Linked DNA regions of Homo sapiens: region 1 is linked to region 2. Evidence: read pairs that join two places in POLR2A ChIA-PET (ENCODE). Cell type or tissue: PC-9. All regions are shown on one strand. Links, peaks and the distances in the headings refer to the core of each region. The heading gives the core; the rest is flanking DNA. Region 1 holds the start of LOC124904018 (a long non-coding RNA gene). Region 2 overlaps SKAP1 (src kinase associated phosphoprotein 1).

Region 1 (16,981 bases), core at 5,014-13,013, 86 kb before region 2:
GCTCACTGCAACCACTCCTGGGCTTAAGTGATCCTCCCGCTTCAGCCTCCTAAGTAACTAGGACTACAGGTGCATTTCACCATGCCTGGCTAGTTAAAAAAAAAACTTTTTTTTTTTTTTTTGTAGAGATGGGGTCTCCCTATGTTGCCCAGGCTGGTCCTGAACTCCTGGGTTCAAGCAATCCTCCTGCTTGTTGGGATTATTGGAGTGAGCCACTGTGCCTGACCCACCACACCTCATTTCCTCCCTCTCCCAGGCCAGCTTCTCCCTACAGTTCGCAACGTCTTATGGGAAATTACCTATAATTCTTTAGCTTTTTTTTTTTTTTTTTTTTGGGAGACAGGATTTCACTCCCTTCACCTAGGCTGAAGTGCAGTGGCATGATCTCGGCTCACTGCAACCTCTGCCTCCTGGGCTCGAGATTCTCCTGCCTCAGCCTCCAGAGTAGCTGGGACCACAGGTGCATGCCACTGCCTAATTATTTTTTATTTGCTAATTATTTTGTATTTTTTTTTTGTAGAGATAAGAGTTTTGCAATGTTGCCTAGGCTAGCCTTGAACTCCTGAGCTCAAGTGATCCCCCAGCTTCAGGCTCCCAAAGTGCTGGGATTATACCCTGCCCAGCCTGTCAGGGCATTTTTAAGCTCCTCTTGGTACAAGATATGTTACTGTCCATTTTCCGACACTGAAATTAGGGCAGTTTCTGACTTAAGTTTTCTTGTAGTGTTGCCTTGCTGTGAAGGGGAAATACATACTCTGTCTACCTCTCACATTGTAACTCGTAAAAACTAGCTTTAGCTCTTCTGCTATCTCACAGGCAGAGAGTGGGCAGTGTTGTCTGAGAGTCTTTTGATCCAAGTCAACTTGCTGAAATGTGTGAAATGTGGTCTTCCACCTGCCAGATGCTGTCATCTGCATCACCTGCAGGGGACAGTAAGGCATTTGCTCCCCGGGGGTTGTTCAACGCTCCTAACTTTGACTAACACTTTGTAGCACCCCTCTTTAGTCGTAATGCCAGGAGTAGGGATGAAGCCTTGGGAAGGTGCTCTCTGCCAACTCGAAGAGGGTGCGAACAGGAAGCAGATGAGTCTCAGCAGGGTACCTGCAAAAGCCAGGCTCCCAGTCTGTCTGCTCTTGCTCCAGGGGAACACTGACCCTGCCGACTGCAGATGTAGAAGCCTCGCCACAGTGATGAGAACTGAAATGAGTGAAATCAACTCTCTGCCCTTCAAAACAAAAGAGCAGGCAGAAGTGTAAGGAGGATGGCACAGTCCCAGAGACCATATGCATCCTGCTGTGGGAGCCTGGGAGCTTAATCAAAGCACCTACAGGTCCCGGGATCTGACTGTCTTTTCCAGATTTCATCCCTTGGCTGTATACCCGAAAAGGGCTGCAGGGCTGAGATGTTTAAAGCATGAATGGAAAATTTCTAACCTTCTCTCCCACTACCACCCCCATGCGTTGCTCCAGCCCAGTCTGAACACCACGAGGTATTTTAAAATAATTTCTACTTTGATGAATTGCTGGGGAGTCCACAATTGCTCATAATCAAAGGGAGAAAAATGCAAATGAGATCCGGCCGAGAACTATCACCACCAAACGTTTATTTCACTGCACAGTGCCAAAAAGAATTAAAACAACATTAAACTCACAGCAATCATGTTTAAGCCCTCGTTTCCAAGTGCCAAATTGCACCACTCTGGATCATACAGATGTTCGTTAATTATGCTAATTTTTATTAAACTATTAAAATGGAGAGAGTACTGGCTCAGTCAGGCAGACCCCAGCTCTGAATGAACCCTGCTCCTGTCTAAAGGTGCTAATTTACTGCATTTTTATTAAGTTGCTGATTCTTGAGTTTTAGTTTTAGGATGGCAAAGAGAACTGAATTTCTGGGATCAATGTTTTCTATAAAGTCTGATTTCTCTTTGCCCAGATGTTTGGAAAGATTGGAAAAATGCTGAGAGGCTCCCAGGAGACCTGAAATCCTCAATTTGGAAGTGTTTCTGTCTTCAAGGTAGGGATGCACATCTACAAGTGACTGTGTTAGGGCTTCAGAATTATACATGCTCACTATTCCATAACTCTACATATATTCTCAATGGTAGGGCTAAGATTTAAATTATACAAAATTGTTCAATGAAGATGTTTTAGATAAGAATATAAAAAGTTATTAAAAAAAAACCCACAAACCTTTCCATCAGGGCTTGCTTCTTGCCACAAAGTCTTTTTAGAAACTTTCATCTAAAATAAGCACAGTGTATGGTTTGTTCTCCTCATAAATATTTCTAGGTTTGACTAAACATCTGCTTCTCTCAATACCAACCTTGCCCCACCTCCTTGAACAACCCACATGAAGAAGTCTTAAAAATAAAAGTTGGCTATTTGCACTCCATTATATGGCTGTAGAAACTATTGGTCTGGATGAATGAAGCATTGAGTGAACCTGAAATAGACGCAGCGCTCACCATCAGCAACAATCAAAGTGTTTATGGCAGATTTCACACTGCCATAAAAGGATTTATGCTAATCTCCATCAACAAGGAAAAAAAAAAACCCTACCAAACCTGCCATAAAAAGAACAGCAAATTCTATAAACAAAAAGCAGTATGGCCACCAACAATGGGCATGTTGCACAGCTTGACTCTGCCTCCAGTGGTTTCCTATTGCTGTTTATGGTTTCAGGACTATCATGGACCTCCTCAGAGCTCCTCCTGTCACAGGGCCCTGAGTCCCTGTGTGGTGCTGCAAATACCCTGTCAGTAGGTGTCAGGGGATATTGGGGGAAAACCAGCAGGCGCCTATCATAAGGCTTAAAAGAGATTAAATACCCCTACTCCATGATTGCTACATTTTAATTTCTCTCCTCCCTGCTGGTTCCTATTTGTATAAGCTCTTCCATGGCTCCCCTGGAGTAGCACAGACATGACCTGGAATGACCATCCTGTCTTGGGATGAGAATTCAATTTCTAGGCTCAGTGAATCCTAGGCTGTTCCAACAAAAGGAACTCACCATCCTCCAGGGCACAGATTCTTAAACCAGAGTCTGTGAACCCCTGGCCTCTCTGTGGATGGATGTGAAGGAATCTTTGAACTCCCTGAAACTGGTGTAAAATTTTGTGTGCATGTGTACGTAGGCCTCGTCTCTGGGGTGAGGCCCAGAACTTTCATCAGATTCTCAAAGGGTTTATGAACCCTTTGCAGTTTACCAGCCGGCACTCTATGGGAAAAAAATACAATGGTCTTTATGGGCTGGATCTGTACTTTGGCCCAGGGTGGGTATCCTCGCGCTCCCCACACACAGGCCCCTGCTTTTAAAAAATACAATGAAGGAGAGGCCGGAGACGGTGGCTCACGCCTGTAATCCCAGCACTTTGGGAGGCTAAGGCGGGTGGATCACAAGGTCAGGAGTTCGAGACCAGCCTGGCCAATATGGTGAAACTCAATCTCTACTAAAAATACAAAAAAATTAGCTGGGCATGGTGGCGCACACCTGTAATCCCGGCTACTCGGGAGGCTAAGGCAGGATAATCGCTTGAACCTAGGAGGCAGAGGTTGCAGTGAGCCGAGATTGCACCACTGCACTCCAGCCTGGGCAACAGAGCGAGACTCCATTTAAAAAAAAAAAAAACAATGAAGGGGAATCAAGAATCCTAACTGCTTCCATGCTGGATTTCATGGGCTTCAGCCCTCCAGCTGAAGAGGCTGTTCCTCCTCAAAGGTCGACTGCTCTTGTGTACCTCTTTTAAGGAATCATCTCTTTTTTTTTTGAGATGGAGTTTTGCTCTTTGTCACCCAGGCTGGAGTGCAATGGCACGATCTCGGCTCACTGCAACCTCTGCCTCCCGGGTTCAAGCGATTCTCCTGCCTCAGCTTCCTGAGTAGTTGAGATTACAGGCACCCGCCACCACGCCCAGCTAATTTTTGTATTTTAGTAGAGACGGGGTTTCACCATGTTGGCCAGGCTGGTCTCGAACTCCTGACCTCAAGAGATCCTGCCCACCTCCACCTCCCAAAGTGCTGGGATTACAGGCGTGAGCCACTGCGCCTGGCCAAGGCATCATCTGTTTAACTGTGACTTCAGAGTTGTGGTGTCTTCTCACAGTTTCCATTCAAATGGCTTGGAGCAAGCTGCTTGACACTGTCAGTTCCCTGGATAAAGCTCCTAACAGAAACATTCTCTTTTCACATTGAATTGGGTTCCAAGTCTCCGTGGAACAAGATTCCCAGAAAATATCTCATACTTTTTTGTTCTTTTTACCATAAAAGTTCCCTATATCAGTGCTTATAAACAAGAGGATGCATCTTCAAGAGAACAGTCTATCAGCCCCTAACCCGAAAGATTAGTAAATGCTTGATATATGTATGGAAAGGTCAATCAATCACAGAAATATTGGTTTATGATTGCTTATTTCTCTTATTAGTGTTTGTGCATCATACATTGCTATTAGTTAAGATGGGAAATTTGAATTCCTAAGCAGAGTAACTTGTACTATTCCAGGGTCAGTCCCAGACATCGTATTTTTACTCTGGATTTCCCCACAAATTCTCTACTCCTAAAATCCAGCTTTGGATATATAATGCTTTCTTAGAATATCATACCCTATGAAATAAATTAAGGGCTCCAAATCAGCATCCTTCTAACTGCCGAGAAAAACAAGGCTGGGAACAAGAATTGTTCACCAAAGACAAAGTGCCCATTTTTCAGCACAGATAGTTTTATGAAGAGATTTTCCAGAAGGAGAAAGGAAATGGTCAGTTGGGTGGCCGGTGGGTTAGTGATGTTGGAACTTGTGAAAGGATCGAAGCTCAGCACTTGGCTGAAACCTTGGGTAGCGTGGCAGCCTCTCCAGGCTGTTTTACAATCTGTTTTAAGTTCTTGGCAATCACTTTCTCTTTTTCCATTATTCAGAGTTTTGGTCTATAAATCATAATAAAAATGAATCATTAAATTTGCCTCAATTGAGCTAGTTTTATTTACTGTTACATTTCAGGGAACTTGCTAATCTGGAGATTGATGGGCCTGGATACAGGGGAAAGTATGCAAGTGTGAGAAGGGGGACATGGGAAGGCTGGGTAGTCAGCAACAGCAGTTGGGAGGGGGGTGGGTCATGGTGACAACTCCACAAAGCGCACCCTGAGCTAAGTGTTCTGAGAAGAGGAATGTGTTCTCTAGATGGAGGGTCTCAGAGCACTTGAGTGCGAGAGAACATTCAGCCTTAAAGGTGAAGCTTATGTCCTGAACAGGGTGGGAGTGGATAATGATCAAGCTGAGGCCACGGAGGTGTGGAGGGCCTGTGCACACACTGCATGTTGTGGGTGAAATGTGTGCAAAACACAGAGTGGGTGTGTGCAAGTGTATGTGACAGAACAATCAAGCTGTGAAGGTAAGAGCAAAGGTGAAATAGGGCTGTAAAGAAAGAGAAATGAAAAGAAGCACACAACTTTACCTAAAGAAGAAAGAAGGGATAGAGGGAAGGTAAACACTTTGCAGATGGGAGAAAACAAGGTGCCAAGTGCAGAAGTCAGGAACAATAAAGACAGCACCATTTCGGAGCTGATAGAATTGTGATACCATGTGAGACGGGCGTATTAATATGTATTCCATAAACTGCGCAGCTCTGCACCGCTCTGTTTTGCTCTGACCGCAGTACCAGCCTCAGGCACCACAACACAATTTGGAAACAATGTGACGGAAATGTTTAATCTGCTCGGCCCATCTGTGCTGCGTATTTCTCCAGATCTCCCTGAGAGAGGCGCCTTGAATCTCCACATTGCCTTTAATATTCTCCTAAATCACCTCCCTACTGCACTTCAAGGGCCATTGCTACAATATCACAGGTTCATCTAAAGTGCAATGGGGAGGGGGTGTTGGGGGAGGCGCAGGCCGGGAGATTTTTTATTTTAAAATAATTTCCAGAGATCGTCTTTTCTGCTTCCTTTAAAAAAAAAGAAGAAAAGTTATTCTACTGTTGCCTTAAGGTTATTGAGGTTGTTTGGTGCAAAACAGGGTAGGATAGAGTGGAATCATTCTCCAAAGAATTATTTTTATTAATCTCGATTCTCTCAAATGGACATGGGAGGGTGAGCAGATGCTCGTTCTCTCTTATCTCTTTTCCTTGCACCTTGCTAGAAAGCACACATAGGGTATGCTAGGGTGATGTGTTCATTTGGGGTTGGAGCCTCTCTCCTTTCCACTCTTGGCATCAGGTACCAGCTTGTTAGTTCCCAGGGCCAACCCTGTCTCTGCTCCACTCTAAACAAAGCCATCTCATTCAGGACAAGTATACATTTAGTCTCTGGTCAACATGCCCTCATTAGGAGAGGACTCTGTCTATATTTTTAATTTTAGCTTAAAACCTTAGATTTTCTCTCCTTAAGTAGAGATGTTGGGTGTCAGATTTCCACTGCCTTTCCCCACTTGATTGCGCCAGATTCAGCAATTTGGGTCTAGCTGGGGTGGGTTTTGGAGAAAGAGGGATGACAAGTCACCATGTTCCAGACCCTAGACAAATGGAAGAGAGTTGCACATCACCAAGAAAATTAGGATTCCTTTTGCTTTGTGAATTAAAGAAATGAATAATTTAATCCTCAAGATTGTTCCGGCGAGGGAAAAGCAACGTCCCAGTTGCGGAGCCCTACAGCCTGTCGGTGTGTTACATCATCTGCACACATAGGCGTTTCCATGACAACCGCTTATAGCTTCATTTCCTGGATCCCTCTAGGGGGTGTCACAGCCAGATCCACCTGCTTTTCACCCTACCCTCGGTGGGGTCATGGTAAGGTCGCCAGAATAAATGAACGCGGGTACTAATGATCTGTTTACTGCTGTTTATGCTCTGTGTGTGTCAGGGGCACGCACATTTAGAGAGCTCATTATGGTTGCAATTAGAATGCACCATCGCTAGATATTTAACTCCTTTTTCTTTTAAATTAGCATTTTAATAACATTCTTTGAGCAGAGAAACAAAATGACCATTTTTCACGGACAAACTTCTAGCTGTAGGTGCAACTTTAATGGCAAAGTTGTGAAGGGGAAAGAAGGGGAAAAAAGGCCATTTTTACTACTTTCACCCTCCTCCTTACCAAAAGGATATTTTTATTTGCTTTCTAACACACTCAATTTCCTAAATTTGTTTTGAATCCAATTATTTTGGGTGGTTTAAAGTACTGCACTCTTGTTGGACGGAAATTAGCAGCGATTGAAATTAACTTTTTATGTGACCTGTGAAAGGGGCTAAAATAATTACAAGTGTGTAGAAGAAACTCTCCAAAAGACCCTTGCTGTAGGATCAGGCTGTGATCCGATGATGCCATTATCCAAATATCTTTATACAGCAAATACAAGGGCTTTTTTCTTTAAAAAGGTGATTGCAATTATTGTTTCTGTTTTGTAATTCTGAGGATTATCTTGTAGAGGATAAGTGATGACAAAAACTTGTCATTATAGACAGGATAAATAAGCAGAAAGAATGAAAATAATAACACAGCATTGTTTACCATTTAAAAATGGTGAGCATCAAAAAGCAGGAGAGGAGGAACAGGAAAGGTGTAGAGACCCCCTTGGTTACAATGTTTCAAAAGGCATTGCTTTGTAGGGATCAGCCAACACCCTTTCTAGGTGTTTATAGATGCTCTGTTTGTGTAAAGTACAGTGAAAAATAACAATTTGAATGTTTCGATTATCTTTCCCAGTCCGTTCCATTTTCATTATTTATTTCCTATAAATCGGGACCTTGCTGAACATAATTCTGCAGACAAGGAGGTGGATGGGACAGCCAATGTGAACAAGGAGATAGATGGTGGGTGCGTATAAGATAGATGCTATGCGCTTATGAAAAAGAGCAGTATGTCTGCATGTGAACATCCACAAAGTAGAGCGAGCAAGCGTGTACACGACAACGGGTATTTATAGGTGGAAAAAGGTGCAAGGAAGATTATGTGGGAACAGGCACAGAGAGTCTGAAACGGTTTGCTCTTTTCCCTACCCTCCTGGAATCCACGTCCAAGTTCTGCCTAAGATGTCCCACACTTGCTGTGGCTCCTGTGAACCTCGCAAGCCTTTCCATGACAACAGACGGGGATTTCACAGCCAGAAGACTTAGGAGGTCAACAGTTGAAAAGCAAGATTTAGAGAGATCTTTAAACAATCACACTAACCTCCCTCCCCTTCCAAAGACAGAAGGAGGAAAACATTTAAAGACGCAGCAGGAAAAAAAAAAAAAAAAAGAGCCTTTCTAAAAATGCAAGTTTAAAATGTTCATGCTTTTGTATCAGCCTAGTTGCACCTTAGAATCTGCCATTTCATAAATAAAATACCGATGGCATAGAGTATAATTTGGTGACAGCTACCCCAGGACATATCTAGATGCACTTCTGTTATTTTAATTAAATACTGCATTATGGTTTGTGACAACTACATAGCTATAGCGTAAATGAATTCAGAATTAAAGTGTTACTTAGGCATCCAGTAATTTTTGTTTCATTCCTTAGTTTTACAAAGCAAATAGCTATAAAATCAAGATGTTTGTTCATTTACAGATGGAGCAGGATTGTCGTCGCTGTTTTTTTCCTCCTTAATCCTCATCCACAAAAAGAAGACACAGTTCAGAGTCTGGCTCCCAACACTCTTAGCTTATGAGCCACATCACAAAGAAAAACACATCCTCTTGACTATAATGTGAAATGCTGAATATTAATTGCTGGTATTATGCCTATCTTTCTAGCTGGGTTCTGTCTTTTAACAATTATTCGGATGGGCTACAGCCTTGCACTGCCAGGAGATTCTTCTCCTTTGTTTAATAGTTAGAAACCAATTTTATTAAAAAACGGTAAAGTTCACAATGCTCCATGTAAGTTCTTAGTATTTGGAACTCTCCCCAAATACAGAATATTATCAGGAACAGAGAAACTGCAGACTCTCTTTGCTAAATATGATGAACATTTCTGCATTTAAAAGAAAAAAATATTTTTCATTTTAGCAATATTAATGTTTCCTTAATGAAACTGGAGAGGGTGTTACAATTTGATATACTTGGTTAGTTTCATTGTCACTTCACTAGCAAATCATGAGAAAGGTTCAGAATATTCTCATCTATCAGGTACAGATTTTCACTCAAAATTAATATGTAGAGTAAAAGGATTTTTGTTCAAATCTGAGGATTTAACTGTATCTTTAACGTTTCATATGTCAAGATGAAAGTTTTTAAATAACTAGTTTTCTGAAACCATTTCTATTATTTCTAATTTGAGAATCAATATGATCTTTTTATTAGCCTTAAATACCATACATCTGGGAATGTCTGCAAATTTAAGCTTTTCTGTGTTCTAATCAATTACCTTCAGTCTTGCATAACTAATCCTATAATCTCCATAGAAGTTACTGCCCTGTATGTTAGCAATGAGGTTATACTTTGTTTCAATATTTTGCTAGTTTGGTTGGAGAGCTGAATCACGCAATACCAAGAAATGGTGGCAGAAGAGGTTTGGGGAGGCTGAGTTTCTTTTGAGAAAATAATTATACTGAAACAAAGCTTTTGTGACTCCTTTTAAATAGGGCATCTCACCAAAATGTCATCCAGCCTCTTTGGCAGATTAGTGGGGAGTTTATTACTAAATCTCTGTCTAATAAATGTGCAGTTGACTCTGGAGGAGCTGCTTGTTATAATACTGGCGGTGGGAAATGGAGGGAATGTCACAGTTAAAGACACAAATTTTCCCCATAATATATTCAAATGGAAACCTCTGAATCCAATACTACATGGGCATATCTAATAAATTCACAATATTTCAGTTTCCGCAGCCTTCACCGGTTAGTTTTAAAGATTTATGTGGTAAAAAATTACTCAGTGATGAATATGGTTTATTCTGTGCAGTATTGGAGGTATAAGGAATTAAACTACCATCTTTAACAGTGAATTTATTATTACCTCTGTCAAAAGACGAAGACGTTAACAGCATTTGTTATAAATTCACTGCAAAATAAATGGCTGGAATTTTTTACACTGGAGTTTGTAAAGCATCGGGCAATTCTGAGCATTAACCTAACCCGGCCGTGGCTTATATGGTTCTAGGTAAACGTTTCTGTCTGGGCTTCGTAGTTAATTATCTGGTCTGGAATTTTCCCCAACTGAAAACTGTGTGCACATGGACACACACACACACACACACACACATACATACACAGAGAGAGAGAAAAGTGAAAGGTCTTGTCCAGGACAACTGTTTAGGAATAAATAGATTAGACTATTTATAGATAGATAGAATAAAATAAAATGCCAATTTTATTCTCTTTTTAAAAAATGGGTTTTAGAATAAATGGTCAGGGTTTGCAGGATGGGTTGATGAGCAACTGGGCCTCTTGTTAGCAGGTTTACATGCATGCATATGCACACACACATAAACACCCTCTCCCTTTTGTCCTCTCTTGGAATGGGTGTCCCCTCATTTATAAAAATTACCTGGAAGGAATGAGGCTGCCAGGGTTTGTTCTAGACGATTGGTTCCTGTCTGGGGGAAAGGAATGGCCTCTACTGAATTTGACCGGTATATGACCGTTGCCTTCCAGCTGACCCCAAATCCCATTCCCATCCTCCTAACTCCGTTGCCTCCCATAGGGGTTATTAATGAGAGAAAACACCATCATCATCATCTTCGTCATCACAGCACAGTGTTGACCTGCTTGTTAACATGAAATGGGGTGGTGGGGACAGCTTCTGCTTCTCTTGCATACCATCATAAATAAGAAAAGATACTTTGCCATAGGATCCCCTCACCCACCCCTTTGATTAGGTCAGAGGTGCATAATAGCTCTTTGACAGGCATTGATCAGTTTCATCACACTGTTTGGGCAGCCTGTGCCCCAGGCCTATATTCTCCCCACTTACTACCCCTAAATTACCTCCCAGATAACCCCCCACCCATCCCCCACTCAGCCAACCAGAGGGTATGGTGCCTGAGGAAGTCCTAAATGGACACTAGATGTCACCAAACACCTCCTTTCCCTCAGAGCCCTGAAATTAAAAAAAAAAAAAAAAAGAAAAAAAAATCCTTCATTTAAGGCAATTGAAGGAATTAACTTATCTGTTTTTATGAGGGTTGTTGTCACATTCAACTAAGCACACTTAAAAGAGGAAGTATTGCTGCATTAAGATAATTTTTACAACATACAAATCTCTTTTGGAAAGAACGGGGTCAAGGGAGGGGAAAGGTCTCCATTCTTTTAAGTAGCCCATTGAGGAAGTAGGTGGAGAAAACCGGGTTAAAACTCCCATTATAATTGACATAGTGTTGTGTTAACATAGTCCAGGTGTGCTGGCGCAGGCCTGCCGCATTCAGATGACTAGACTGGCTGTGGAGCCAGGATCTCATCTGAGTTTAAGTAGCTGCAGTCCAGGGTGACAAAGTCCATTCTTCTCCACATAAGACCCATGACCATCTGACAGCATCACGTGTTCCACGCTAAACTTGACTTTGTCTGTATGGCTCCCTGTTTCCACATCAATTCCATCAGCAAGGAAGATGACCCAGACCCTGGTGTGTCTGGGCCATGAGAATACCTTCCCACCCCAGCTAAGCCACCGTGTAAGTATAAATCTTATGCGTACCCAACTTGTTGCTCCAAGGCTGCTTTCCATGGAAATAAGGCACTGGACAATTCCTTGGAAGAGCCTCAGACCAATTTATGAGGCACACAACCCAAGCCCAAGAGATGTACACTGGCTCAGTTTACCTTAAATGGAAGATCTCACCCAGTGGCCTCTTCTCCTTCCTAGTCAATTGAAAAAGAGCTTCTCTTTCCCTCTTTAATTTGTCCTTATCTTCTGAACAGCTCATGTTACCACCATAAATAACTTATGGAACAGGATGCTTTTAAAAAAAATGGGCGTTTAAGTCTTATCTTGGCTGGGCGTGGTGGCTCACACCTGTAATCCCAGCACTTTGGGAGGCCAAGGCAGGCAGATCACTCGAGGCCAGGAGTTCAAGACCAGCCTGGCCAACATGGTGAAACCCCATCTCTACTAAAAATACAAAAAATTAGCCAGGTGTGGTGGCTTGAGCCTGTAATCCCAGCTACTAGGGAGGTTGAGGCAGGAGAACCGCTCGAACTCAGGAGGCAGAGGTTGCAGTGAGCCAAGATTGTGCCACTGTACTCCAGTCTCGCAGTCTGGGTGACAGAGCAAGACTCTGTCTCAAAAAAAAAAAAAAGTTATCTTGAATAGTGGAACAAGCATGATGATGATGATGATGATGATGATTTTTATTTTTTCTTGAGATGGAGTCTCGCTCTGTCATCCAGACTGGAGTGCAATGGCATGATCTTGGCTCACTGCAACCACTGCCTCCCGGGTTCAAGCGAGTCTCCTGCCTCAGCTTCCCTAGTAGCTGGGACTACAGGCACGCGCCACCATGCCTGGCTAATTTTTGTATTTTTAGTAGAGATGGGGTTTTGCCATGTTGGCCAGGCTGGTCTCGAACTCCTGACCTCAGGCAATCCACCTGCCTCGGCCTCCCAAAGTGCTGGGTGAGCCACCACGCCCTGCCAACAAGCATTATTATTATTTGGAAAGAATGTTCCCTAGTGAGAGACACTGGAGCCAAGAAGACAGGGTCACTTTTCTGAAAGCTAGGACTTGTGACTTGTCTTATCCAAATAGAGGCTTCTTACCTCTTTTTCTCCCACTTATAACAAGTGACCATAGGCCAAGCACAGTGGCTCACACCTGTAATTCCAGCACTTTGGAAGGCCGAGGCAGATGGATCACCTGAGGCCAGGAGTTCGAGACCAGCCTGGCCAATATGGCAAAATCCCGTCTCTACTAAAAATACAAAAATTAGCTGGGTGCCGTGGCACTTGCCTGTAGTCCCAGTTACTCAGGAGGCTGAGGCAGGAGAATCGCTTGAACCCGGGAGGCAGAGGTTGCAGTGAGCCGAGACCGCGCCGCTGCATTCCAGGGCAACAGAGAGAGACTCCGTCTCAAGAAAAACAGAAACAAAAACAAGTGACCACAGTGGTGCTGGTCCACAAAAGGGTCTTGCAATCTGCAGATAAAAGGAACTAAGCCAGGGCACCACACTATCACACGGAGGGTGATTCGGCACCTGCCCTGTCATGCCTGGTGCCCAGGCCGAATGGATTTTTGGAGTACACCTGTTGTTGAACCCCTGCCAAGTACTGATGGCCACTAACCCCCAAATCACTTTTCCCCACTGTTGATGTTTGGAATGTCAGACAGGACTGAGCAGCAGCCGGCGTGTATTTCAAACACAGCAGATGGATTTTTATATTAGCTCCTATTTCATGTTCAGGCAGAGCGACCGCCACGCTAAAACCACAGCCTCAATGCTGCCGAGTTTGCTTCTGTGAGATTAATTCTGTGAAATTAATTGGGACAAGATTGAAAAGGAAATTAAAATGCAGCTGAGTGAACAGGCCTTTCAAACACCTTTTCCCTGCTCTATTCAAACTTGAATTCTGCGGTGGTCGCCGGCATCGTGGGAAGTAATTTACGAGTCGCAGGCTCTCAGGAGCCATTGGTTACGTATGAGGAGACCTGCACCAGCGCCACAATCTGGAGCCACTGAAGAGCGCTAAACACCCTGCTGTGGCTTGAGCTGCATCCTGGCTCCGGGGAGGAAGGGAAGTTTAGTCCCTCACCAGAAAAAGCTGTTCAGAAATATCTGAGTCCAAAAGGAACACAGGAACATCCGCTGGATGCACAGATCTGCTTCGTTATTAAAATCTCCCTTTAATATATTTTGAGACCCAAATTGGAACTCAGTGAATTAAGTGGGCATGACACTGCATGGGGCCAAGGAATGCATGGATGTGATGCAGGGAGGTCAGTGGGAGTCCTCCTGCTGACTGTGCCACTGGTTACTGTTTCAGAGTTTGGATGTGTGGCTCTGGTCTCTCCACAAAATGAAGTTTGAATAATCTGTCAGGGACGAAAGCTCTCAGACCAGGAAAGGCATGGTGGATTTTCATGTAGGCCTCTTCACTGGGTATTTTTTTTTGTATCCAAGTGAGCGACTTTTGTGCTGTAGATCATCTCTTTTTCAATAATTTATTGAACTCCTAGTATGTGCCCAACACTGATCCAAAAGTTTATTATTAGTAAAAGGGAAGGAAATATTCCTACTTCCTACATGCCAGGCACTTCCTTACACAAATTCTCTAATGTAAACATCACAACAAATGTATAAATATAAAATTTCCCAATTTTTACAGGTGAGGAAACTGAAGATTATCAGGATTAGGAGATTTTTGCCCAGGGTCATAAATAACCCGTCTGTTACAGGCACTTACTTGCTTCCCTGAGAACAGGACAGGTGATGGGCACTTGGTTATCTCTGGGGAGCATCTTTTTTTTTTTTTTTGAGACGGAGTCTCGCTCTGTTGCCCAAGCTGGAGCGCAGTGGCGTAATCTCGGCTCACTGCAACCTCTGCCTTCCAGGGTCAAGAGATTCTCCTGCCTCAGCCTCCTGAGTAGCTGGGATTACAGGTACCTGCCACCACACCCAGCTAATTTTTGTATTTTAGTAGAGACGGGGTTTCACCATGTTGGCCAGGCTGGTCTTGAACTCCTGACCTCAGGTGATCTGCCCGCCTCGGCCTCCCAAAGTGCTGGGGTTACAGGTGTAAGCCACCGTGCCCGGCCTCTTTTTTTTTTTGAGACAGGGTCTCACTCTGTTGCCCAGGCTGGAGTGCAGTGGCACTATCTCAGCTCACTGCAACCTCCGTCTCCCGGTTCAAGCAATTCTCCTGCCTCAGCCTCCCAAGTAGCTGGGACTACAGGCATGCACCAGCATGCCCAGCTAGCTTTTGTATTTTTAGTGGAGACTGGGTTTCACCATGTTGGCCAGGCTGGTCTCGAACTCCTGACCTCGGGTGATCTGCCAGCCTCGGCCTCCCAAAGTGTTGGGATTACAGGCATGAGCCACCACACCTAGCCACTGGGGAGCATCTTTCTTGCCCAGTCAATCATCTTCTCTGGATAATTTTTTTTTTTGAAAAGGGATAGCCGGACATGGTGGCTCACACCTGTAATCCCAACACTTTAGGAGGCCGAGGTGGGTGGATCACCTGAGGTCAGGAGTTCGAGAACAGCCTGACCAACATGGCAAAACCTTGACTCTAATAAAAATACAAAATTAGCTGGGCATGGGGGTGCAAGCCTGTAATCTCAGCTACTTGGGAGGCTGAGGCAGGAGAATTGCTTGAACCCGGGAGGTGGAGGTTGCAGTGAGCCAAGATCATGCTATCGCACTCCAGCCTGGGCAACGAGAGCAAAACTCTGTCTCAAAAAAAAAAAAAAAAAAAAATGCGATAAATAGCTCTCTTTCTGTGATCATTCTTGCCCAAAGGCAAGACTAAAAGATTCTCCTCTGGGCCGGTTGCGCTGGCTCACGCCTGTAATCCTAACACTTTGGGAGGCCGAGGCGGGCGGATCACGAGGTCAGGAGATCCAGACCATTCTGGCTAACACAGTGAAACCCCGTCTCTATTAAAAATACAAAAAGAAAAAAAAAAAAAGAAAAGAAATTAGCCAGGCATGGTGGCGGGTGCCTGTAGTCCCAGCTACTCGGGAGGCTGAGGCAGGAGAATGGCGTGAACCCAGGAGGCGGAGCTTGCAGTGAGCCGAGATTGTGCCACTGCACTCCAGCCTGGGCCACAGAGCGAGACTCTGTCTCAAAAAAAAAAAAAAAAAGAAAAAAGAAAAAAAAAGATTCTCCTGAGTTTGGTCCTAGGCTTCTAAGATTCAAAGTTGGATCATGCTTGGGTGACTATTAAGAAACAGCAGAGGCCGGGCGCAGTGGCTCACGCCTGTAATCCCAGCATTTTGGGAGGCCGAGGCGGGCGGATCACGAGGTCAGGAGATTGAGACCATCCTGGCTAACACGGTGAAACCGCGTCTCTACTAAAAATACAAAAAATTAGCTGGGCGAGGTGGCGGGCGCCTGTAGTCCCAGCTACTCGGGAGGCTGAGGCAAAAGAATGGCGTGAACCCCAGGGGGCGGAGCCTGCAGTGAGCCGAGATCGCGCCACTGCACTCCAGCCTGGCAACAGAGCGAGACGCCTTCTCAAAAAGAAAAAAAAAAAAAAAAGAAACAGCAGGGAGCAGCAGGAGCCTACGACTAAAGCTGCCATCCTCATTTCCCCTGCCACCTCCATCTCACCTCCCCTTCTAGATCCTCTAACCTCTGCACTCCGGACTCTGCCTTTCAGAATACTTTTATCAGATAGAGAGAGAGGGGGAAACCAGATGTATTTATGAGAACTGAAAACAAAAGAGCTGGTAATTTAAAAAAATTCTTTTTTGTTTAAACTGAATAAGTAATTAAGGCTAAAACACATTTTTGTGTGGAACTTCTTTAGCAGTTTTGCAGTGTCAGGCCCACCATATTTAGAATGGGAATGTCTGAGGTAGAAGGATTCTTAGATGCTATCCAACTCCACGCTCTCTTTTAACAGGTGAAGAAACAAGTCCACTTAAGCTGAGCTGCACACAGCTGCATCTGTGTCTCTCAGGGAAACAGATTTCCCTAGATTCCTAAACAGCAGGCCCTTCTTGTCCAACAGAGCTTCTACTGGACAAAAAGAAAAGTAAAATAGAGCTTTCTAGACACCACTTTCCGGGACTAAATTCAACTTGGGTCAGTTCTGTCCTTACAGGCGTGAGAGGCAGCTGCAGAGTGTAACGGACCCCAGCAAAAGAAGGCAGCTGAGGCTAAAGTGGGAATAAATTAGGATCTATTTGAGAGAAAATTCCAGAGATGAGGCACTACTGAACTTCTGAATAGACAGATGGCTGGGAATGGTAGTGGAATCTCGTTTTCTATCTGTTTGAATTTGTTCATTTGTGCTTCTTAGAAGCAAGGCGATGAATAGATTGGGTGGCCTTTTAAGGTTCCCTCCTGTCCAAGGACTATTATTGAATTAGGTAATATAATACAGGTGAATCAAAACTGAAATGCTCCCC
Region 2 (13,342 bases), core at 1-8,000:
ATAAAATATGGGTAAAATAAGATTACTGGCCAAGTGTGGTGGCTTACACCTGTAATCCCAGCACTTTGGGAGGTCGAGGTGGGTGGATCACGAGGTCAGGAGTTCGAGACCAGCCTGGCCAACATGGTGAAACCCCATCTGTACTAAAAACATACAAAAAATTAGCCGGGCATAGTGGCTCGCACCTGTAATCCCAACTACTAGGGAGGCTGAGGCAGAAGAATTGCTTGAACCCAGGAGGCAGAGGTTGCAATGGGCTGAGATTGTGCCATTGTACTCCAGCCTGGGTGACAGAGCAAGACTGTGTCTTGAGAAAAAAAAAATGTTTACTTAGAGTGGCAGAAATACAAGCCAACAGCTTCTCTCTCTGCATCCCCCATGCTTATATGACAAGAGTTCCAAGTTGTTTGAGTGTTTGGTTTTTTTGGCAGTGAAAGGTTTAAGGGCATTTATCTCTATAACTAGCAATTTAATAAGTACATGACTTCTTACTCAAGTGCATTTAGATAATTTTCTAAGCTTTCATAACAGCTTTATTTATTTATGCTTTAATGCCTTTCCTCTTAAGAGCTCAAGATGCTGGTTATTTAACATTTTATATTCAGATATGAGGATTAAAAAAAGGCACTGGGTGCCATGCTGCTGTCTCCAATGATAGCTCCACTAAAAATAACACAATTAACTTGATGTCAGCCCTCAGCTTGTTCTTAAATATAGGTTTCTTAAAAATATCCAGACTACTTTAATTAGAGTCACAGAATATTTTAATTATTCCTAAAAGACTGAGTATACTCCATTGACTACAATAAAGACATGAGATAGAAAGCAGTTCTCTAGGAACTTATATATGCTAATGATTATGTCACATTAATGGGAATATGGGCAGTTGTTTAGGATGAAATTGGTACAGGGCTAGACATGGACACCTGTGAAGAAAACTGAGGCCATGTGTCATCTGGCATGAGGTAAATGGCATCTGAGCCCCAGATATCATCAGAAATGCAAAATTCTGAAATTCAAGGTAATATGTTGTTCAGTTCAACTTAATTTTAATCAGATGCAATCCAACCCTGGAAACCTTTATTCAGCATCTGTTATATGTCAGGTAATGTTCTGAGATCTGTGGGGGTACCAAAATAAATAAGAAATACATTCTATTTTCAAGGCACTTTTTTTTTTCTGGTAGGAAAGACAGTCAAATAAATAACCACAGAATGTGATGAGTAAAAAGCAAAATTACAAATGTATGCATTAATACAAAATGAATAAAGGAGATTTATGGTGGCATGATATGGCAGAACAAGGATGAGTTTTGAAATCATGCAGACCCTGGTTTAAATTCTGGATATTTCAATTGCTTGCCATAAAGCTTTTAGCCTTGGTTTTATGTTTTGAGAATGGAGATCTCAATGTATTTTAAAATGCTTTGTGAAGATAAAGCAAGGCAAGATTTGTAAAAGTATCGAACTAGTTCCTAGCATGAGAATCCTAATAGGAGCTCAAGAAATGTTACGTTTTTCCTTGTGTGTATATGTGAAGGCTTCACAGAGGAGACAAAGACTGAGCTGGGTTTTGAAGGATGAATAGGAGTTCTCTAAGACTAATGGAACAATATTTGGAAAAAGAGAGATGTGGAAAAGTGGGGAATATCTGGTATTGTTGATATATAAAAGGGGAATGAGCAGCAAAGGGACCTGAAGATAGGGAGGTGGCAGAGATCTACAAAGAAAGTGAGAAATGAACATAAATGTGTATACTTAGGGAACACCACAGAATGTGTGACCATGGAGCATTCAGCATCACCATGGTTGAAGGTCCATAAAGTAACAAATTGTCCTAACTTGCTAGACAACTATCAAGTTTGAACAGCCTCAAAAGTTAGCTTTCACTTTTTTTTTTTTAGTGAGTTCATCAAAGTTGCTCACAGACTCCATTTAGTAGAAAACTGCAGAACAAGATCAACTACAACAAAACTCTGAATGCAGACACAGTCATTTCATTCTGTGCTAAGGTAACTGATAAGTGGACAATAGAAGAATATCCAAGATGCTGCTGGAAATTGTGTTAAAGTAGGACAAGCATGAGAGAGGTTTAATGCCATGAAATCTTTCAGTAGTGCAGCAAAGCTGAGGATGGCAAAGAATGTTGGTGTTCACCTCCCAACTCCAACTCACAGTGCTGAGAACTTAGCAAGTGTATGATGCTATTCCACTCCCAGAATAACATCACCCAGAGGCAAGTCTTGCTTGTACTTGGACCAGTAATCATAGCTCTTTCTCCTGCTTTACTCATCAGGAGCCTATAGTCAAATATACCAGAGAATACTAGAAGATCTGTCTTTCCTACAAGTCTGGTATGTAGCTCAAGGGACCACACTTGCTTTTCTTTGAGAAATGATCCATTGATTTAAGAGGAAAGCCAGCCCAGGATTTTGGGTGGAGTGGCAGACACAATTTGAAGGATAAAATTCATGAGGAACCATCTGAAAAGATGTTGGGCCTTTTAAAAATAGTTACACTGGATGTGATGATTGTAACATTTCAAAGTCAAGGGAGAAAAATACATTCATACATAGAGTTAACAAGGTTAAGCAAAGCTCTTTAAAGTTGAAAATGCTTTCCGATATTCCTTCACTTATTCAATAAACATACACTGAGCACCTTCAAAGTTTTAGGTACTGGAGAGACAAAGATGAGTAAAATAACTGCTGTGAAGGAACTCAGTCTAGAGGAGAAGGGGACAGAATGTAAACAAATAACTATAATGCAATTTATCATTTGTATTAAGGTTTCTACGAGATTCTTTGGGAGCACAGAGAGGGTAATTGTTTCCAAATCTTGAATATTACATTACTATTATTGGAATATACACTATGTAGAGGTTTATATACCACAGTAGGTTCTTGATAAATATTCCTTGTATTAATGAATGAAAAGTAATCAATCCCCAAATATAAATTTCTCTATCATATTAGGTTACTTAATCACTTAATAAGATTACATAAACAAATTTAAAGTACTTGGTGTAAATCTGGCAATTTATAAAATGCTGTGAGACTATGGAAGACTGCTTGCCAATGGAGGAGGAGGAACGAATAGGATGTTAACTGAGACTGCGAAGTTTGAGCTAAATCTTGAAGGAAGAGAAGGAATTCACCAGACTTACAAGTAAGAAACAGGATTCCAGACAAAGAGAAAAGTATCTGCTAAGGTGTGTAAGAGTGTGTTTTACACTTGATAAGTCATTTAGTATATCTGTAGACATAGGATGCTTGTAAGGAGAGTCACAGGAAATGAGGTCAGGAAGTCAAAATAGTAATATCTACTCTATTGTCAAGTAGTTACATTTCTTACTATGTGCCAGGCACTGGGCCAAGCAATTCTTATGCATTGTATCATGTAATCTTCAAAACAACAGTAAGAGGTAGGTACTACCATTATCTCTATTTTATGAATAAGGGAACTTGAATTTGGTGAGGATAAGTGACTCACTCATGATCATACAACTATTAGGTCATGAAGTTGGATTTGAAATCCAGTTCTTTCTGACTCCAGAAACCATCCACTTACTTGTTGTTAGTTCCACCTTACGTATTACAAGGGTATTTGTTGTGCCCTAATCATTTCAGGTTCCCAAATACAATAAGAGAATGTCATAAAGATTTTCAGGGCTATGGTAAAATGAGGAAAATAAGGACTACATAGTGATTTTTTCCATAAAGTTGTATCATTATTCAATATAAGAGACTTTATTCCTAACTTGTGTTCTTCCTATTTTCTGACATCAAAATTCTTTTTTTGTTTGTGAAATCACGTAGCTAGAAGGTGGTAGTGATCTTAAAAATGTTCTGGTCAAAACTGAAAATTGTCAATCCCATGATACTGTTCCAAACCTATAAATCATTGCTCTAGGCCATGAAGCTATGCTGCCTTACTAAAGATTGTGTAAGCCATGGTACAGCATTTAAATTTATGCTACAAGCAATGAGAGGTCATTTAAGTATTTTTAGCAGTAAAATTACAAAATTTGCATTCTAGAGGGATTATTCTTTTATTAGCATTGAGGATGTATTGGAGGAGGATGAAAGATAGGGAGATTAACTGGAAGATGATCATGGCAATCCGACAAAGAGGTGATGAGAACTTTGAACTAAGGCAAGAGGAGAGAGAAGGAATGGTTTTAAGGGATTTTGAAGAGGTAAAGTCAGTGGGTTTTGTGACCAATGAAATGCTAGTTGTGCAAGAGAGATAGAATCTAGGACCATTCCCAAGTTTCCAATCCACAACACATTGAAGGGTGGAATAATTCCTAAGATTTTGTATACATGAAGAAGACTGGGCTGGTGAAGGGAAAGATTGATGAGTTTGGTTCAGATTTTTTTTTTTTTTTTTGAGATAGAGCCTCGCTCTGCTTTTGTTGTTGTTGTTGTTGTTTTTTGTTTGTTTTGTTTTTTGTTTTTTGTTTTTGAGACGGAGCCTGGCTCTGTTGCCCAGGCTGGAGTGCAGTGGCATGATCTTGGCTCACTGCAAGCTCCGCCTCCTGAGTACAAGCAATTCTCCTGCCTCAGCCTCCCGAGTAGCTGGGATTACAGGCGCATGCCACCACATCCGGCTGATTTTTGTATTTTTAGTAGAGACATGGTTTCACCATATTGGCCAGGCTGGTCTCGAACTCCTGGCCTCAGGTGATCCACCCGTCTCAGCCTCCCAAAATGCTGGGATTACAGGCTTTGACTTCAAGGACAATCAGATGAATATGATTTTAAAATATTGATTTCTATCTCACCAAGCTTCTGGGGACAAAAAGATTATCTTTCATGTAGTCATGAAACTTGACATAAGTTTGTTTATTTATTTATTTTGAGTTTTTTTTTGAGACAGGGTCTCATTCTGTGGCCCAAGCTGGAGTACAGTGGATGATCACAGCTCACTGTAGCCTCAACCTCCCAGGCTCAAGCAATCCTTTCATCTCAACCTCCTGAGTAGCTGGGACCACAGGCGTGTGCCACCATGCCCAGCAGTCTCCCTATGTTGCACAGGATGGTCTCGAACTCCTGGGCTCAAGCAATCCTCCCACCTCAGCCTCCCAAAGTATTGGGATTACAGGTATGAGCCACCGCGCCCAGTTGAGATAGGTTTAAATAGTCAAGGCCTAAAAAACAGACTTTGCTTCATGAAGTAAAAAATTGTAATAAGTGCACAAAATTAATCTTAGGCATGGATATGGAGCTCCATCACATGACTACTATTATATTGTGATCCTTGTCACACTTTATTTTTAAGATGACTCAGAGAAACAGTGAACTGGCGAAATGTTTGGAAGGCTAGTAGGTTATTTTGGCCCTGTCAGAAAGACCAAAATAATGGTTATAAAGTACTTTTTGAGATCTTCAAATGAAAGATGCCCAGAAAAAGACATTATTAATGTTGACTATGAAGATGTAGAGACAGGTATCTTTAGTTATTTGAAAAAGCTTATAAATAAAAGACAATGACTTAGTGACTTGAAAACAGAAATATCTGGCCTTACTTCTGATTTTCTATATGAATCATAACAAATCAAATGCACCCTTTAAAAATATGAACACTTGGGGTGACCACAGCTTCCTGAAGACAGAAATGAATTTAACACAATAACCATCTCTGGACAGTGAAATTCACATTCCGCACCACCACCAGCCCAATTAAAGGGAAAGAATTTCGACTTGACAATCTGCCCTTCAGTATCTCAGACCCAGGCTGAGGGCAGATCTAGTGACCTCCTCCTGAATAAAAAGGGGAAGGGGATTGGGCAGTAAATTCTGTCCTGGCGAACATCAGCCTGGCAGTAAATCGGAATCCTCTCTGTGCCCTCTTTATTATCACATTCACAGCATGAAGTTATGAGCTTCCTCACAGCTCCTGCTATAAAAATGTGATGGATGGTAGGGAAACCTCAGGGAGTTAATCTATTCTTCCATTAAATTTTACTTTAATTGGTCTGTGAGTCAATCAGAAACTCACTAGACAGTGAATTAAGAAAGAAAAGAGTGAAATAGAAAAAGCTTTCTTTTGCAGTTACTATATTATAATGCAGAATTATTCTTCCATTGAAAGAAAACTGAGACCATTGGTCCATACAAATAATCCCTGGCTCTGTAAAGAAAATGAGAGAAAAACAGGCAACCATGAATCCTACTCACTGGTGACATTAACACATATGACATTACACATACTCACACGTATCTCACCAAGGAAAAGCAGGCTTCTCAGACCCCCTCCACCCCCACCAACAGTAATTAGAATGAGAGAGAGAGAGAGAGAGACAGAGAGAGAGAGAGAGAGAGAGAGAGAATGAACTTGAATCATGGCCTCTAAGAAAATTAATACAAAGAAAAATAAGCTGTTGAGAACCTCTATCATCAGTAACATAACTCTATAGGTACAAAAGAAGGTAGATGTTAAAGACCAAAGGTGGATCAGCTGAAATGTTCATGGATTCAGTTAGTAAAATGTTTGTGCAGTATTTAAGGCCATAATGGGCTCTGATAAAGATTCTCAGAATCTAATAATGGCCTCTCTGGACTTCTTGTCTAATTAGTGGAATAAGGAGCGAGCCAGCTTGGAATTGAGCATTGCTAGATATGAGGGAGAAGGGAAAAAAAAAAGCCAAAGCTGCAAGAAAAATAAACCAGAGTAAAGGAGAAGAAAAACAAGAGCAGCCAGTGCTTTCAGAACTGCTCCTGAGCTGACAACTGAAGTTTATGCCTTGAAATATATGATAATAAGATTTTATGGGAGTGAGCCCCAGGGACCCAAATGTCTCTCTGTAAACAACGGACCTCAGGGAAAAGCCAAGGTTTGAGTAATGTACTCAGTCTCCACTCATGATAAAAAAATAAAAAAAAGCAAAAAAGCAGTGAAGACAGGAAATAACTCCTTTTATTCTAACTGTAGAACCCTGAGTTGCAGCAAATGCCCTCTGAGGGCAAAGACAATCGACAACCAGTATAGAAATACAGTTGTCCCATATTCAGACAAGGGATTTAAACCTCAGCAGCCTCAAAAACCTGAGGTTGTATGAGAAGAACCTAGTAAAGTGCTGCCTGTCCACCCTTCACACATGGGCAATATATGTCCAGAAACCAAATGGTTTATTGTGCAGTGTTGTTCCAGTGGAATTACTGGAGGGACATCAGAATGACCTAATCCTTGAAGCATGTGCCAGTTATCCCAGTGCTGCAAAGAGTTAAACCTGAAAGTGCTGCCTGTTCCCACTCGTTCACAATCCAGATTACCTAGAAAGATATTACCAGCTGAACTCCACACATAGTATGATGGCTTCCTTTGAAGACTTGGGTCAGGTAAAGCTCAAAGTTAGCCTTAAGCAACTACTAAACGATGAAAGTCCCTAGTGTACTCTGAGACTAAATCAGGTTGCCTTTAAAATTCTTCATCTTCAAAGACAACAGCTCTATCCTCTTTTTATAAATGTGAGGCCATGAGACAGCAAAGTGCTATTTCTACTGGCATTAGTTCCACCTTATATATTAAAAAGATATTTGTTGTGCCCTAATCACTCTGGGTCCAAGATCATAAGGGACCTTGTTTCTTGGTGGGAGGCTATAGTGTGAAAAGGTTACTTAGTCATCACTAGCCTCTAGCAATGCTGGAACACCACACATGGGGCTCCTCAAACAGGAAGTCAAAGCCAGTTCTGACCCCTGGATGAACTCTGCATTTTCGGGCAAGAGGCCTGATGAATCTCCAGGGACAGTGCTGCCCTGTGTCTCTGTGTCCATATGTATGTGTTTACTCCTCTGTGTGCATGTGTGGAGGTGGGTGGTACTGAAGGGAAGCAGGGTGTGAAGGTTCTGGATAATTATGAAAATTAGATCTTTTACAGCAGGCTTCAAGCTCAATTTGGGCTGACAGCTCATGAACAGATCATCTGAAGTCTTAATAGGCCAATGCTAGTTCAATAGTTGTATGGTTAAATCATGCACATTTGTGCCTCAGCTGACACAAAAAGCAGACCCAGATGCCTCACATGGATCATGCAGATAAGTCTATATTTAATACTCTTCCTCTCTCGGGGAAGGCCTAACAAAGCAAAACAAAACAGATCTAAAACCATGCTTAAAACTTTCACCAGCCAAAGAAACATTCCAACATTCTTTTCACTATAAAACATCTAATAGTAGAAATGATACATGATTGATAAAGTGATTCTAAATATACTTAATTCTGGTGTCTTTTCAAAATATTTCTGAACCCAGCAGTAACAGATATAATCTTCCAAACTGGGAGTTTTTTCCATTTTTAGTTACCTGTCCCAAAAGCACTTATTCTCTTACTTTCCATTCTTTGCTGGTAGTTTTGTACAATGATGTCAAGATATCAAGGCTCCTGACACATCCTGAATTCTGAAAGAATGTGCTTCCTGAATATTCCTGATAATGGGCTTAGTATCAAAGGGGTTAATGAGGTTGAGTTAAGACAGCATTTCCTGCTTGAAGGAGAACTGAGTCCAACAACACTAGAAGCATTTTCTTATTATTTTTCTCTGCGTTTGCAGTAACTGCTTCTCCTGGAAGCTTTACCTGGGGGAAGGGATAAAGCAATATCACTAACCTGCCTGGCATCTGGCTTCCAGCAGGGAAAGAGGCTCATCCACCTCACCCCTCGGGCTTCTTTAACTGAATTAGCTGTATTAAGTGCCTTGGTAGCCCAGGGAATGAACGTCGTTGATCAGTGTGCCTAGAAAGGCATGTTTTCAGGGTATAATTCTGCCGGAGGAGAATGGACTCCCCAGCACATGGGCCTAAACTGCAGAGTAACAGAGCCCTAAATCTCCAGTTACAGATTTACAGCCTCCATTCTCCTTCTTTACTGCAAATACAATCCGGCAGTAATGGTCTAACACAGCAACACCATCACCAACTGGCTGATGGCTCGCATAAAAGCAATGTCAACCAAAAACTATGAGTTTATAAAAGGGAACAAACCCTCAACAGTGACAAGAACATGAAACCCATTAACAATTTAAACACTCTCCATTTTTTATTTCCCACCTTGAAGCTATTATTGCTGATAGAAAGCTCCTCAGTGGAGTTAACCACTGCAAGGAAGGGTTAGGAAGCTAGCTTAACTCCTAAGACAAGGGGTTATGTGGTTTGAACCATTTGATGGTGTGGTTTGAACCTTTGTTAATAGGAAGGCCATTTGATAACCTGTAGTGCAAAAGAAGGTCTTAGAATACTGTAAGTGTGATAGGATCTCCCCTAGTAGGTCTATCAAATTATTCTCAGGAACCACACTGAATAAAAACGGTTAGAATTGGATTGGCTAGTCTATTGAATATGCCAAGACTTGAGCCTGTACTGTAAAAGGAATGGTAGAATATTTTTTGGAGAAAGTTCTGTAAAAATCAAGAATCAACTCTTGGCATTATAACAATAAATGCTTATATGAAGTTTTATTTCTGTGATAGCTCTAACTCTTCGAAGGAACATTGCCACCACAATATTTCCATTTTGCAAATTGACTATACCTGGACTGTGATGTAAAATGTAACTCGTCACACACTATTACCTTCCAGTCTTTAGGTAATCAGATACAAACATTATAACTAATTTCTCAACTTAACTACAGGACTCTCCCATTTAAAACAAATATTACTGTGGAATTCTCTGGTGAAAAATGCTTGAGCAAGCCATCTCCCTCCCTGCCCTTTCAAATTCCCTGACTTCCCCTAGTAAAAATAAAAATAGGACTTTAAAGAGATATAATAAGCCCATGATTGGGTATTTTACCCCCAAAACAAAACTTCTTCCCTTTGTTCTATAAATCAGACAAACCCAATGGCAATAAGAAAGTTGTTCTCTTTGTGGTTTTGAGCTTTTTGCATGTGTAATTTGTCAAACAGTTCATCTTTTGGAAATAGGATCTTCACACTAAAAAGGAACAAAATCCTGTTTTTGCAAAGGGGAAAAAAAGGCCATGTTGAACATGGTAACATATATCCATACGAATAGTGCCAAAGAACTTAAAGTCCCTGATTTACATATATTGTGCTGATTGTTTGAGCATCAATATAAAAAATTTAATCTGTACTAATGGGCCTGGAGGAAGCGCAAATAAAACCGAGGAATAAGTACTTGTTTTGCAGTACAATGAATGCTATTAATATATATATAAAACAGGCTTCAGTGATGCATAAGCTATTGTATTCTAAAAATATTCCTACATTTTTGGCACTTTAAAAATGTATTACCTCACAAAGGACTATCAACCTATCTGCAGACTCTTAACCTGGGCTAGCATTAAGAAAGGAATCATTTCATTCTGCTTTTGTTACATGTACATAGATTTTGAACTAAGCAGATATGGCACCTGTTGGTTTTAAATGTCTCCTCCTCTAAGAAAAAGAAAGAAAAAAGTTCAGGAGAAGAAAAAGAAGAGATGTTAAATAAAAGACAAGAAACAAGGAACTAAGAGAATAAAATTATTTTCCCCACAGTGTGCAATGAAATCAAGCTACACTAATTCTACTTATAATAATGTTAGAAAATGGTTAGCCTTAATGCCTGATAATGACCAGAGCTAATGTGGTTCTGCTTTCAGTGTGGATAATGTTTAAGGAAGTAGCAGAATGCATGGCAGCTTTCCTGGACTATACAGTCAACTCCAATGAAGCCTTTTCTCCAGCTTGAGTCATAACCATAAATACTGCCCCATCCCCACATTCCAGTAACAAAGTCCTTCCTTCCTCCTTTGCCCCTAAACAAAGGGGACAACAGTGTGTTCGGTGGGAACATCTTGAAATAAGATAACACTCCCCAAATGGAAGGAAGTCACAGGGGAGATTGACGCCATAAAGGCAGTTCTATCCTATTGAAACGCCAGCAGATGGGGTCATAAACATTTCCTTCTCCCCTTGCTAACAGCCACCAAGTCAGCTTCATCTTTATCTTTATCTTTATCTTCCTGTCAGGTCATAAATACCTCTCACTCAAGCTTCACTCACAGCTGGGCCATGCCAAGCAAGTTTACTTCCTGTTAAAGGTTCCTTTCAGCAAACATTAACAAATAGTTGGGGGAAAGAAAACTGAAAATTCTGCTGATGATACACAGTTATAATATTCCAAAGGAAGCTTGGAAACCTCAAAGAAAGGGTTTGGCCAGACTAAGAAATGACCAAACTGCCTAGCAAAAAGCATGGAGATCCACTTAAAAGAAGATGCGTTCACAGGGAAAATGAGTCAAATAATTAGTTAAAACTTATATTTACATCCAAACAAAATAAAAGAGCTGAATAGTGTCATGGGCTTTCATTCTTTCTTCTAGAACCTCCAAATGATGCATGGATGCTTGCCATTTGTTCCTGAGTCTAAAACCTGGACCATAATCGTAGAAAATGAAAACAGAAGATTTCTAGGAGTAGTAACTCAATACAAAGTCATGCTTAGGCCAAAGGTTAGAGAAAGAACACACCCCTTTACTTTCAGAATTTTGGCTCATGAGGAAGGAGTAACCTGACTCTCTTTCCTTCCTGGGGAACAGTTTTACACTTGGGAAACCATCTGCCTGAAGTACTGCTGGCAGCTCCAAAATTATAGAATCTAAAATGGTAGGAACCTGGAAAATAGTAGGTATCTTCCTCCTTGACTTGGCTGGAGCAGCTGCCCCTCTTGAATTTCTGGGATATAAGATTACAACCAAAAATGACTGTAGTCTTTCTAAAACACAACCCACAATCTGATTTTTTTTTCTTTTTTCTTTTTGTAAAAGCATCATTTTAAGGAACACATTCTGACAAAATAGTTAAGTCTTTTAAAATTACGATAGTGACAGGTTGCTGTTGATTACGAGAAGTAGACTTTTGCTCCAACAGGGATTGTTTAAAAGTGCCTTTATTATGCTTTAGAACGACTGATCCATACTGGCTTATTTCACTCAATCTTTCAATTTTTACATGTGCTTCTAGATAACATGTGACTTTAAAGAGAGAAAAATGAAGACAGCACTTACTATAATAAGTTTTCTATGGTAGTTATAACAAATGGGTTTGAATTCCAGCTCTGACACTTTACTAGCTGTGTGACTTTGGGAAAGTTACTTAACCTCTCTGTGCTTCAATGTCCTCATCTATAAAATGTACAATAAGAGGCCGGGTGCGGTGGCTCACACCTGTAATCCCAACACTTTGGGAGGTCAAGGTGGGTGGATCACTGGAGGTCAGGAGTTCGAGACCAGCCTGGCCAACAGGGTGAAACCCTGTCTCTACTAAAAATATAAAAATTAGCCAGTGTAGTGGTGCATGCCTGTAATCCCAGCTACTCAAGAGGCTGAGGCAGGATAATCGCTTGAACCCAGAAGGCAGAGGTTGCAGTGACCCAAGATTGTGCCACTGTACTCCAGCCTGGGTGACAGAGCTAGACTCCGTCTCAAAACAACAACAACAACAATAACAAAAAACAACAAAAAAACCCACAAAAATTTACAATAATAATGCCTTTCTCAACGGGTTGCTATAAATTAAAATACATAAATCACTTAGAACAGAGCCTGGCACATTGTAGGGGCTCTGTACATTTTAACACACATATAAAATGGAAGACTTAGGTAATTTCATTATCCGTACTGTATCTAAAGCAAAGGATATTGGTTATATTCTTAAAAATCTTTAATTAAGCTGAATATTATACTTCAGACTAGCATTCAAAGGTTTCCAAAAATTAGGCTGGTTTACCTTTACTGTCTCCTCTCATCATCCTCCTACAATTAAGTAACCCTTGTTAGACCGGACTATTTGGTGTTTCCTGAACACATTCTACATTTCCCCACACCTACACCTTTGTGGGTATAGCCCCGTTGCCCTGGAGTTCACTATTCTCACTTCTATCTTCCCCTATCTCTACCTGTTAAAATCATAGCATAGCAGAGGTTCTCTCATTCAAACCATAAAGCTTTATTTTATTTTTTATTTTTATAGTCATCCTTCAAAGCCTGATTCAAATACGGTTCTTCATGGAGTTCTAGAGCTGGAAGAGCTTTAGAGACTAAATGATCTAATTTCTCCTTTTACTAAGGCATGCAGAGATTAAGTGATCTGCCCAAAGACATCAAGCTACAGCTTGGACCACATTTCAGGTCTCCTAACAGTGCAGAGATCTCTGAGAGTTAATCACCCAATCCTGCTGGTCTTTTTCATCACTCTAATCTAAACTGACTGATCTCCTTGGAGCTGCTATGTACTTACAGTACTTATCACACAGCCTCTTGAATTTCAGTTACTTGGGTGCATAACTTATCTCCCACGTCATCTCTCATGTGCCTTTGACACCTCTGTCTATCCCTGG

What was found. Peaks named below come from ENCODE experiments on the same cell type or tissue, not always from the same donor. Only the 100,000 strongest peaks of a DNase experiment are listed, where the experiment ranks them.
Region 1: POLR2A ChIA-PET joins it to region 2 with 22 read pairs; 2 of 35 experiments call an interaction of 5 or more read pairs at or near these places.

Annotation. Positions count from the first base shown.
Region 1 is chr17:48,142,876-48,159,856 of GRCh38, forward strand. All of the region lies in intron 11 of SKAP1 (src kinase associated phosphoprotein 1), which reads right to left. LOC124904018 (a long non-coding RNA gene) reads left to right here and starts at 3,766. Exons shown (of 2, transcript XR_007065827.1): 1 at 3,766-6,778; 2 at 7,695-10,001. MIR1203 (microRNA 1203) reads right to left here and starts at 13,636; the gene lies at 13,552-13,636. RefSeq lists enhancers at 943-1,012, 6,315-7,456. In PC-9, for the core only: CTCF peaks have their summits at 10,958 (motif pointing right) and 11,157; a DNase peak (open chromatin) is centred at 11,006; H3K27me3 peaks cover 4,448 bases.
Region 2 is chr17:48,233,546-48,246,887 of GRCh38, forward strand. All of the region lies in intron 4 of SKAP1 (src kinase associated phosphoprotein 1), which reads right to left. Among named protein-coding and RNA genes, the nearest start is that of SKAP1-AS2, 54 kb to the right of the region's middle. In PC-9, for the core only: no CTCF peak of the experiment used is centred there; DNase peaks (open chromatin) are centred at 3,346, 7,206 and 7,676; H3K27ac peaks cover 4,349 bases.